Regions from separate parts of the Homo sapiens genome. Here regions 1 and 2 are each linked to region 3. Evidence: chromatin contacts called from ENCODE Hi-C or POLR2A ChIA-PET data. All regions are on one chromosome and are shown on one strand. The core of a region is the stretch at or near the end of the contact, and the rest is flanking DNA. Distances in the headings are between cores, read along the strand shown.

Region 1 (3,322 bases), core at 195-2,694, 390 kb before region 3:
CATTGTTAATCTGATTAAAATCTGTTTCAGTTGGCTGCCCAGGTCAGGGTGGCGTCCAGTTTGACCTGGGCTTCCTTCTCCCTTCCACGTCACAGCTAAGCATGTAGTGCAGTAAGCGCCCAGTAAGTGCTCTTTTGGAAAAATAGGCCCTTCATCAGCCTAGGTACAAAGGGGAATGCCTAGAAACTGCAGCAGTAGGGTAGGTAGAAGGCGGGTGCTACATAAATCTTTAGTGTTGGTGCAGATAGAGGTGCGGATGGGGCCAGTGTAAGCGCTTTCTTTTTTATTTTATTTATTTATTTATTTAGAGAAGGAGTTTCGCTCTTGTTTATTTATTTATTTATTTTGGAGAAGGAGTTTTGCTCTTGTCACCCAGGCTGGAGTGCAATGGCGTGATCTCGGCTCACTGCAACCTCCGTCTCCTGGGCTCAAGTGATTCTCCTGCCTCAGCCTCCGGAGTAGCTGGGATTACAGGCGCCCAGCTAAATTTTTTGTATTTTTAGTAGAGACAGGGTTTCGCCATATTGGCCAGCCTGGTCTCAAACTCATGACCTCAGGTGATCCATCCGCCTCGGCCTTCCAAAGTGCTGGGTTACAGGTGTGAGCCACCACGCCCAGTCTTTATTTATTTATTTTGAGACGGAGTTTCGCTCTTGTAGCCCACAATGACGCGATCTTGGCTCACTGCAACCTCTGCCTCCTGATTCTCCTGCTTTAACCTCCCGAGTAGCTGGGATTACAAGCGTGCGCCACCACGCCTGGCTAATTTTTGTATTTTTAGTAGAGACGGGGTTTCGCCATGTTGGCCAGGCTGGTCTCGAACTCCTGACCTCAAGCTATCCTCCTACCCTTGGCCTCCCGAAGTGCTGGGTTTATAGGCGTGAGCCACCGAGCCTGGCCCTTAAGAGCTTTATAAATGCCCCCCTTTTAAGTGCTCGGTACTAGCCTCCCTCTAGTTCACAGAGAACATTTACTAGTCGCTGGGGTCACCTTCGAAGCAAAGAGTCTGCTGGGGAATTAAGCATGCAAATCACTTCTCAACGACGACACGCCAAGTGCTCACAGCTCGTCCCCAGGGGAAGCACAGGCGCCTAATTTGTGTTCCTAGGTGACACAGTCATTACTTATAAATGTTCCTGGCCGGTCCCAGGAGGTGGGAGGGTTGGGAGTTACTTCGGTTCTCTCAAAGGTTGGGGAAGGAGAGATCTCGGTTTGTTTTCCCATCTGTGAAACGGGGACACCACGGTATTTAGAGGACGTGCGCGGGTGACTATTTGGGGGTGCAGCGGCTTCCCTCCTCCCTCCCCCATCTTTCCCTTCTCACTTCCAAGGCTTGGAAATTTGGAGATTCGGAAGTTTGTTCTTGGATGGCCAGAAATCCTCCGGAGGCAGACGGTCTGGGGCTGAAACCGCCACAGGCCGGAAAGGTGCGGGCGTGAACGTCCTGCGCGCCGACGTCCCCCCGCGCCGGTCTCCCCTCAATCCTCCTGCTCCCCTCCTCCGCGTCCCCGTCCCCGCCCCCCTCCTGCTCTCCCATTGGCCGAGCCGGCGGCCGGGCCGCCCCGGGATTTAAAGGGCCCGCTCGCCGCGCCGCTCTGGGAGCCGCTGCTGGTCCCGGCCTTGCGGCCTGCGGGGGAGGCTGCCCGGAGGAGGCAGCGGCGGCGGCAGCGCGTCCTCGGTCCCCAGGACCACGGCTTCTTTCCTGCCAGGTAGGTCGCCAGTAGTGCGCACGCGGCTCCCCAGCTCCCATCCCTGGGCCGGCCTCCCCAGGCGGATCTGTAGCGCGAGTGCTAGGACCCCCTCCCCATCACCTTTCCGACTCTCCCTCAGGCTATGTCTCCTACCACCACCTCCTTGCAGCCCCCGGACCTGGGCAGGACTTTGTTGGCGGCCTCTCGCCGGGTGGGGATGAGATGGGGGGCGCGGAGGATACAGGACACCCCCCCTCCCCGTGCCGCCGCATCCATACAAGGAGAGATGCACACGGCCCCCAAGTGTCACAGAATCCCCCTCTCTGCCCTCCACTCAGAGCGACTCTACCTTGGAAACCAGGGATTCCCCTTCCCGTCGCCCGCCCCATTTGATATATGGGCCTGAAATGTATGCCATCCCATCACCATCGGACTGGACTGTTCACAGCACTGGAGAGACAGAGGTCCTTCATTCACTCCAGGTCACAGGCTGTGCGTGTGCATGCCGAACACCCACATGCACACAGTTGGTGGCTCAGTCTGATGTACCTGACTTCTCACGCCTTCCCCCAGTCCTCCAGTACCGTGCCTCTACATGGGCTGGGCAGCCCCAAACTGAAATGTGAGTGCCAGAGTGCATCCTTTAAGCGAGGTCTGCCCCACGGACACCCGCTCCCTCTGTGTCCCTGCTTTGACAGATCTATCCATCTGGCCATCCATCCGTGGGGGTCTGCAATGGCCACCTTTAGCCGCCAGGAATTTTTCCAGCAGCTACTGCAAGGCTGTCTCCTGCCTACTGCCCAGCAGGGCCTTGACCAGATCTGGCTGCTCCTTGCCATCTGCCTCGCCTGCCGCCTCCTCTGGAGGCTCGGTAAGTGCCTGCCATACCGTGTGCCACCATGCCAGGCCATATCAGACCTCCCACATTCATCCATATCGAGCCACACCTTACCCTGTCACATCCTGCCAGGCCCTAGCATGTCCAAGCTGGACCCCAACATGTTCAGCCCCACCACATCCCACCAGGCCAAACCCCATTCCACCATACCACATCCTACTATGCCAGCCACCCCATGCCATGCCACACCGAGCCACATCCTGCCATGCCAAGCCATGCCCTTCAGTATTCCTGAGTTCTGGGATTCCAGAAAGCTGAGATTCTTGGATCTTGGGATTCTGAAATGTCTACATCCCAAGGTTATAAGACATTGGCATGCTGATGTCACAGGGTTATGGAATCCCAAAGTACCATGATTACAGCGTTTGGAGATTCTGACAATTTGAAATTCTCACATTCTAGACTTCTAAAATGTTGGCATTGTGGATTTCTATAATCAGGGCATGATGCGATTTCTGGATTCTAGGATTCTGAAATGTTTCCACAGTCATAGCAGGCCTGTATCTTAATGAAAGATTCCAAGTCCCCAAGATTCCTATAGGAGGCGGAGATTTCTGGAAATCTGAGATCCGAAGGTTCTACACTTTCTTTTTTCTTTCTTTCTTTTTTAATTTTAAATGGATGTTCTATTTTTTCCCAGGTTTATTATTTTGAAATTTTTCAAAGCTACTGAAATGTTGAAAAAATAGTACAGTGAGCACCCACGTATGCATCACCAGATTCTCTGTCAACA
Region 2 (3,345 bases), core at 276-2,775, 270 kb before region 3:
GTGTCTCCCTATATTGCTCAGGCTGGTCCCGAACTCCTGGTCTCAAGTGATCCTTTTGGCTTCCCAAAGTGCTGGGATTACATGAGCCACCACTCCTGGCCACTGTGCTGGGTTTAATTGTGGAGAACTATAACTAAGCATTGTCTTTAAAAAACGAGTACATTGGCCGGGCGCGGTGGCTCACGCCTGTAATCTCAGCACTCTGGGAGGCGGAGGCGGGCGGATCACGAGGTCAGGAGATCGAGACCATCCTGGCTAACACGGTGAAACCCCCATCTCTACTAAAAATACAAAAAATTAGCCGGGCGTGGTGGCGGGCACCTGTAGTCCCAGCTACTCGGGAGGCTGAGGCAGGAGAATGGCGTGAACCCAGGAGGCGGAGCTTGCAGTGAGCCGAGATCGCACCACTGCACTCCAGCCTGGGCGACAGAGTGAGACTGCCTCAAAAAAAAAAAAAAAAAAAAAAGAGTACATTTTGGGCCGGTTGCAGTGGCTCACATCTACAATCCCAGTACTTTGGGAGGCCGAGGCAGGCGGATCACCTGAAGTCAGAAGTTGGAGACCAGCCTGGGCAACACGGCAAAACCCCGTCTCTACTAAAAAAACATAAAAACTAGCCAGGCATGTTGGCGGGCGTCTGTAATCCCAGCTACTCGGGAGGCTAAGGCAGGAAAATTCCTTGAACCTGGGAGGTGGAGGTTGCAGTGAGCCCGGATCACGCCACTGCACTCCAGCCTGGGAGACAGAGGGAGACTCCATCTCAAAAAAAAATTAAAATTAAATTAAAATAAAAAAAGAACATTTTGGCCTACAATTCCTGACAAAGATGGAATGTGGGCAAATGCATGATGACCTGGATTATTTCTGGGAGAATTGTAAAGAGTTTCTGTAGTCAGCAGAAATGCTTTGAATACTTTCCATATATTAGTTCATTAATCCCCCATGAAGTACAAGTAGGGGAAACTGAGGCACAGGGAAGTTGACTAATTTGCCCAGGGTCACAAAGTGAGTAAGTGGCAGAACCGCTATTTGAACCTAGCTGCGCTCATAGTGCTTTAATCTTCAATCAGCGAGGATCGTCAAGTTGGCTGCTGGATCTTTCTGGATCTTTTTTTCATTACCTCGCCTTTCATGTTGTTTGTCCACATAGCTTGAGGCTTTATCACAGATTGCTCTTGGGGGCAGTGTTACTCCAGAAATGCCGGAATGCTCCGCTATTCCTCACTCCACCCCTAAATATACAGCATCTCCTCCCGCCCTTAAGCTCTGAAAAAAATGCTGCGGAGCCAGAAAGGCTGCAGAAAGCCGGGTGTGACCACTGGCTCTGTAGCCAACCTGTTCCCTGCTGCTGCTGCTGCTGCTGCTGCTGCTGCTGCTGCAGTCGTTTGGTTTCCTCTTTGAATCTGAGATGATTCTGAGGTCTACACTGCAAACTCTTGGCATATATCATTTCTAGAATTCCATTCCTACTCGACCTAGGCTGTGAGTCTGCACTAGTTCGCGGCACGTTAGATCGCGCCCATTTCCCTTATTGGCAAGTTGTCAGGTTGAGGAAGCTCCAGGCCTGGAGGAGGGCATCTCCAGCCACCAGCCATGAAGCCCAGGGCCTCAGGCACCTTCTGGCCTCCGGGTGGCCTCCTCTATTCGCTGACCCAGACACTAGTCCAGTGGTTCCCAAAGTGGGGTTCCCTGGCAGGCAGCAGCTGCCTCGCTGGGAATCTATTAAAAATGCATACTCCCAGGCCCCACCCATGACCCACTGAATCAGAAGCTGTGGGCCTGGGGCCCAGCAGTTGGTGTTTTCAGAAGCCCTCCAGTGGACTCCAATGGTTCCTAGAGTTTCAAAAGCACACTGGGCTAGGCCAGGTGTGCCAAGAGAGAAGTAGCTTTTTGGCTCAAGTCCTCACAGGAATGGTCAGAGGGTCCCCATCAGTCTATCAGTGTGCACCATACAACGCTCACAGAGGGACACACGTGTGCCCGTGTGCATGCGTCCCTGTATGGACTCCAGTTGGAGGGGGAGGGACAGTTTTGCCTTGTGGTTTTGTCACTCGCCATTGGAAAATAGCCCTTTCCCCTACTACTAAATAGCTTCCCATTGTTTTCTAGTCCCTTTACTTCCATTTCAGAGAGTGTTTTCTCTTCTGTGTTTTTTTGTTTGTTTGTTTTTTGAGACGGAGTCTCACTCTCTCACCCAGGCTGGAGTGCAGTGGCGCGATCCTGGCCCATTGCAACCTCCGCCTCCGGGATTCAAGCAATTCTCCTGCCTCAGCCTGCTAAGTAGCTGGGATTACAAGTGCCTGCTACCACACTCACCTAATTTTGTATTTTTAATAGAGATAGGGGTTTTGCCATGTTGGCCAGGTTGGTCTCGAACTCCTGACCTCAGATGATCCACCTGCCTCGACCTCCCAAGTGCTGGGATTACAGGCATGAGCCACCATGCTGGGTCCCTCTTCTCTTTGGAAAAGTCATCCACGTTGGTTGCAAGTTTTTCAGAAAAGAGGGAACTACATTATAGAAATAAATGGCAAACAGACACCCAACACCCAAGGAATAATTTCTCATCTCTGTCCTTTCAATGTGTATATTTCTAAATGTCCGTGTTTATATTTACATAAATTAAAAAAAACGGTTTACTTGTACGTGTCATTTTGTTTTTATCTTAAATTTTTGTGTTTTTAATTTTGGTGATATATCATTTTGGTTGTACTTTTTCACTTCTGTACATACTGTTACATAACATGCAGTTTTCCAGTAACACTAACTTGTGAATGCATATTTTACAATTTTATTTATATTTATTTATTTATTTACTTTTGAGACAGTCTCACTCTGTCTCCCAGGCTGGAGTGCAGTGGCTTGATCTCGGCTCCCTGCAACCTCCACCTCCCAGGTTCAAGCAATTCTCCTGCCTTAGCTTCCCGGGTAGCTGGGATTACAGACCCGCCACCGCGCCTGGCTAATTTTTGTTTTTTTAAGTAGAGACGGGGTTTTACCATGTTGGCCAGGCTGGTCTCAAACTCCTGATCTCAGGTGATCTGCCTGCCTAGGCCTCCCAAAGTGCTGGGATTACAGGCGTGAGCCACCGCGCCCGGCCCCCCCTTTTTTTTTTTTTGAGACTGAGTTTCCATCTTGTTGCCCAGGCTGGAGTACAATGATGCGATCTCAGCTCACCACAACCTCCGCGTCCCGGGTTCCAACGATTCTCCTGCCTCAGCCTCCCCAGTAGCTGGGATTACAGGCATGCACCACCACACCCGGCTAATTTTGTATTTTCGGTAGAGACGGGGTTTCTCCATGTTGGTCAGGCTGATCTCAAACTCCCAACCTCAGGTGATCCGC
Region 3 (3,455 bases), core at 553-3,052:
CCCGTCTCTACAAATAAATAAATACATACATAAATAATTAGCCGGGCATGGTGGCGCAGTCCTGTGGTCCCAGCTACTTGGGAGGCTGAGGTGGGAGGATCACTTGAGCCTGGGAGGCGGAGGCTGTAGTGACCCATGATCAGGCCACTGCACGCCAGCCTGGGCAACAGGGCAAGATGCTGTCTCAAAAAAAAAAAAAAAAAAAAAAACATGGCCAGGCACAGTGGCACACGCCTGTAATCCCAGCACTTTGGGAGGCCGAGGTAGGTGGATCACCTGAGGTCCAGAGTTCAAGGCCAGCCTGGCCAACATAGTGAAACCCCATTTCTACTAAAATTACAAAAATTCGTCAGGTCTGGTGGCACATGCCTGTAGTCCCAGCTACTTGGGAGGCTGAGACAGGAGAATTGCCTGAACCCAGGAGGCAGAGGTTGCAGTGAGCCAAGAGCGTGCCACTGCACTCTAGCCTGGGCAACAGAGCAAGACTGTCTCAAAAAAAAAAAAAACTGTCTGGCTTTGCACATACATTTAAAATTTGGTGATGACTCTTTGAACGACACAGCATTTCCACAGAGGAGCTCCAGTTGGGTGGGGTGGAGGGTGGAAGACAGAGGCCATGTTTGCAATCCCTACAAAATCCCAGATACAGGAGCCAGGCTCGGCACATAGTAGGTGAGTGGGCACCAGAATGAATAAGTGCACGTGACTGGCAGCTCCAAGCAGTTTTCAGAGCAGCCTCCCTTGTGGGCAAGATAGCTAACCCCACACCAACCCAGGGAAGGCCTGGACTCACAACAGGGGCATTGCGGAAACCCTTGATGGCCTGGAAGACTCCGCCACCGATGACACCCATAGTGAAGGCTCCACCGCAATCATCCACAATTCGCCATGGGCTGCAAGCAGGAAGGGAAGGACGGGGTTAATGTGAGCCCTCCCCCAGGTCCTGTCACACGAACTCTTTTCTAACTGGGAGAAACCAAGTCACCAGAATGGGAAGTTCCTAAGTAGGAACAAACACTTCAGATAATAATGAGCTAGTTCTGTCACGCTTTTTCCACACACCCCCCCATTAAAGCGAGAAATGGGGCAAAGGGGGAGAAATATTAGTCTTCGCCCTGTCTACCAACCAAGGAATCAGCCAACGGTTTTACTGTGATCAAAGATTAAATGAATTGGCACACGCAGAGTTGACGTTTCAATAAGCGACATAGGCGTGTTAACTAGCCAAGACAGACTGTCAGCAAAGCAGGACCGCGTCGCACCCCTTCTCCGACGGTGAGCCCGTCCAACCATGCCCCGCCCCTTTTCAATCCGGCACAACTGGGAAAAACCAAGAGCGACCGCGGGAAGCATCCACCGTCCCCGCCGGCCCTCAACAGGTTCATCCGTGCCCCGCCCCCCACTGACAAAGGCGACCTGGGAAAAACCACTGGCGGCAACTCTGGGGATTTCCGGTCAACACCGTACCACCCCTAGCCGGGATGGATCGTCCAGCGTGTCTTTTTTCGTTAACAGGGCTAGGAGATTACGAAGTCAGGAGAAACATGGCGTGGTTCGGCCTTCGCCGCACCTTCTCTGGTTGTGGCCCCTCATAACGGAGCCCGAATGACAGGAACCGAGTGGGGGTAGCGGGAGATACGTTAAGAGTCCCCCGAGTCTGGTACATGGCTCTGTGCGGCCGATGCCTCCCCCGCCCGACCCCCACGGCTGGCCTTGGCGTCGCAGCAATATTCCGGATGCCTGTGCCCATTGCCGTACCAGGGCTCCCGAGCGTACTCCTCCATGGCGCTGGCGTCTGGCCGCGCAGTCAGGCCACGCCCCCAGCGTAGACGCACACCGGCGTCGGAGCTTTCCGCCTATTACCGGGCAGCGATTGGGTCGCTATACCGCATGTCACGCCAAGGACGCACTCTCATTGGCCAATCGAGTTTCTGCCATTTGTTCATTGCCTCCTGAGCGTAGTCCAGTTACTTTCAGGCTCGGGGAGTGAAGGCCTCGTTGAGAGAAGGTCTCATTCGGTGTTTTGGGAAGAGAGTCGTGTGGGCCCAGGTATCGTAGCGGCGACACGAGAGAGACGGGCGGTGTGACAGCCTTCCACTACCTGCACGAGTGTATTGGTAACGTTGGGGTGGGTGCACTCTTTTGGAGCTGGAGGAAGTGCTGCCCTCTGCTCCCCCATCCCAGCGCTTTGGTTTCTCCCACCCGGCAGTCATGGGGACGCTGGATGAGCCCATTTCTGAAGTGCGGAGGGGCCGGGCTTCTTAGGCTGTGGGCGGAGCCTGGGCCTGGGAGAGGAACAGGGCCCTGGAGCACCTGGTTTCGGGGACAGTAGGGTTGGTGGGAGTTGCGATGATATTGCCACCTACCTCTTACATCTTTTAGTGCGTATGTTCTGTCCACCCAGCTACTGGTTCATTTGAGTAGATCGGAGTCAGATGAGTACATGTTTACGGGAGGCGCTTGGTTACGGGATCCAGATAGGAATCTTTATCTGAGCTGCTTGTCAGTTTGTTCGTCTGTCCCTAGGTCTGTCTGCTATCAGCTATGCCGCTGCCCGTTGCGCTGCAGACCCGCTTGGCCAAGAGAGGCATCCTCAAACATCTGGAGCCTGGTGAGACAGCTAAAAGCAGATGGTCCTAACACGTGCCAGCCTCGACAGGCACTTTTGTTGTTGATACTGACGCTTGATACCTAGCATGGGCCAACTGTGCACCAAGCAATGGGGTGGCAGGCATTTTTCGTTGTTAACAATGTGGATTCCTGACATCCATCCCTACCGCGTGTCAAGTGGAGGGGGTTGGGGGAATAGATATTTCATTCTTTTTTTTTTTTTTTTTTTTTTTTTTTTTTTTTTTTTTTGAGGCAGAGTCTTATTGTGCACCCAGGCTGGAGTGCAGTGGCGCGATCTCGGCTCACTAAAACCTCCGCCTTCCAGGTTCAAGCGATTCTCCTGCCTTAACTTCCCGAGTAGTTGGGACTACAGGCACGCCCCGCCCCACCACACCTGGCAATTTTTTTTTTTTTTTTTTTGAGACAGAGTCTCGGTCTGTCGCCCAGGCTGGAGTGCTGTGGCGTGATCTCGTCTCACTGCAACCTCCGCCTCCCGGGCTCAAGCGATTTTCCTGTCTCAGCCTCCCAAGTAGCTGGGATTACAGGCACGTGATACCACACCCGGCTGATTTTTGCATTTTTAGTAGAGACGGGTTTCACCATGTTGGCTAGGCTGGCCTCTAACTCCTGACCTCAGGTGATCCACCCCCCACCCTTGGCTTTCCAAAGGGTTGGGATTACAGGCATAAGCCACTGTGCCCGGCAGATATTTCATTCTTAACAATACTGACTGGCTGGGCGTGGCGGCTCAAGCTGGCATTCCCAGCACTTTAGGAGGCTGAGGCGGGTAGATTGCTTGAGTTTAGGGATTAAGAGATTAGCCTGAGCAACATGGCAAAACCCCG

Evidence for each region. A loop is a pair of places that touch in the nucleus more often than their neighbours do. ChIA-PET counts read pairs that join two places held with the same protein, here RNA polymerase II (POLR2A). Pooled maps may share reads with other maps.
Region 1: a pooled map shows a loop between it and region 3 (13-fold over the local background). The contact joins the promoter of PORCN-DT here to the promoter of TIMM17B in region 3. A Hi-C loop is called at or near these places in 4 of 50 pooled maps.
Region 2: a map of OCI-LY7 shows a loop between it and region 3 (4-fold over the local background). The contact joins the enhancer-like site here to the promoter of TIMM17B in region 3. A Hi-C loop is called at or near these places in 11 of 168 maps with a recorded cell type or tissue (B cell, CD4-positive, alpha-beta T cell, CD4-positive, alpha-beta memory T cell and 7 more), 14 of 37 single-sample maps with no recorded cell type and 21 of 50 pooled maps. POLR2A ChIA-PET finds 5 or more read pairs at or near these places in 8 of 52 experiments (A549, CD4-positive, alpha-beta T cell, CD8-positive, alpha-beta T cell and 5 more).

What each region holds. Positions count from the first base shown.
Region 1 is chrX:48,507,395-48,510,716 of GRCh38, forward strand. It overlaps PORCN-DT (PORCN divergent transcript), which reads right to left and starts at 1,445. Exons shown (of 2, transcript NR_135596.1): 1 at 1,325-1,445. PORCN (porcupine O-acyltransferase) reads left to right here and starts at 1,598. Exons shown (of 15, transcript NM_203475.3): 1 at 1,598-1,709; 2 at 2,390-2,562. The coding sequence starts at 2,427. RefSeq lists a silencer at 1,425-1,824.
Region 2 is chrX:48,630,331-48,633,675 of GRCh38, forward strand. All of the region lies in intron 1 of LOC107985695 (a long non-coding RNA gene), which reads left to right. Among named protein-coding and RNA genes, the nearest start is that of WDR13, 35 kb to the left of the region's middle. RefSeq lists an enhancer at 1,498-1,567. Within about 2 kb of position 1,526, at least 2 of the 41 ENCODE cell types and tissues checked have a DNase peak (open chromatin) inside an H3K27ac peak, as active enhancers do; they include CD8-positive, alpha-beta T cell, where a contact is called at or near this core.
Region 3 is chrX:48,895,966-48,899,420 of GRCh38, forward strand. TIMM17B (translocase of inner mitochondrial membrane 17B) reads right to left here and starts at 1,803. Exons shown (of 6, transcript NM_001395498.1): 1 at 1,759-1,803; 2 at 794-893. The coding sequence starts at 1,784. PQBP1 (polyglutamine binding protein 1) reads left to right here and starts at 1,965. Exons shown (of 7, transcript NM_001032382.2): 1 at 1,965-2,117; 2 at 2,527-2,611. The coding sequence starts at 2,545. RefSeq lists enhancers at 1,319-1,468, 1,499-1,698, 1,989-2,358, 2,409-2,628.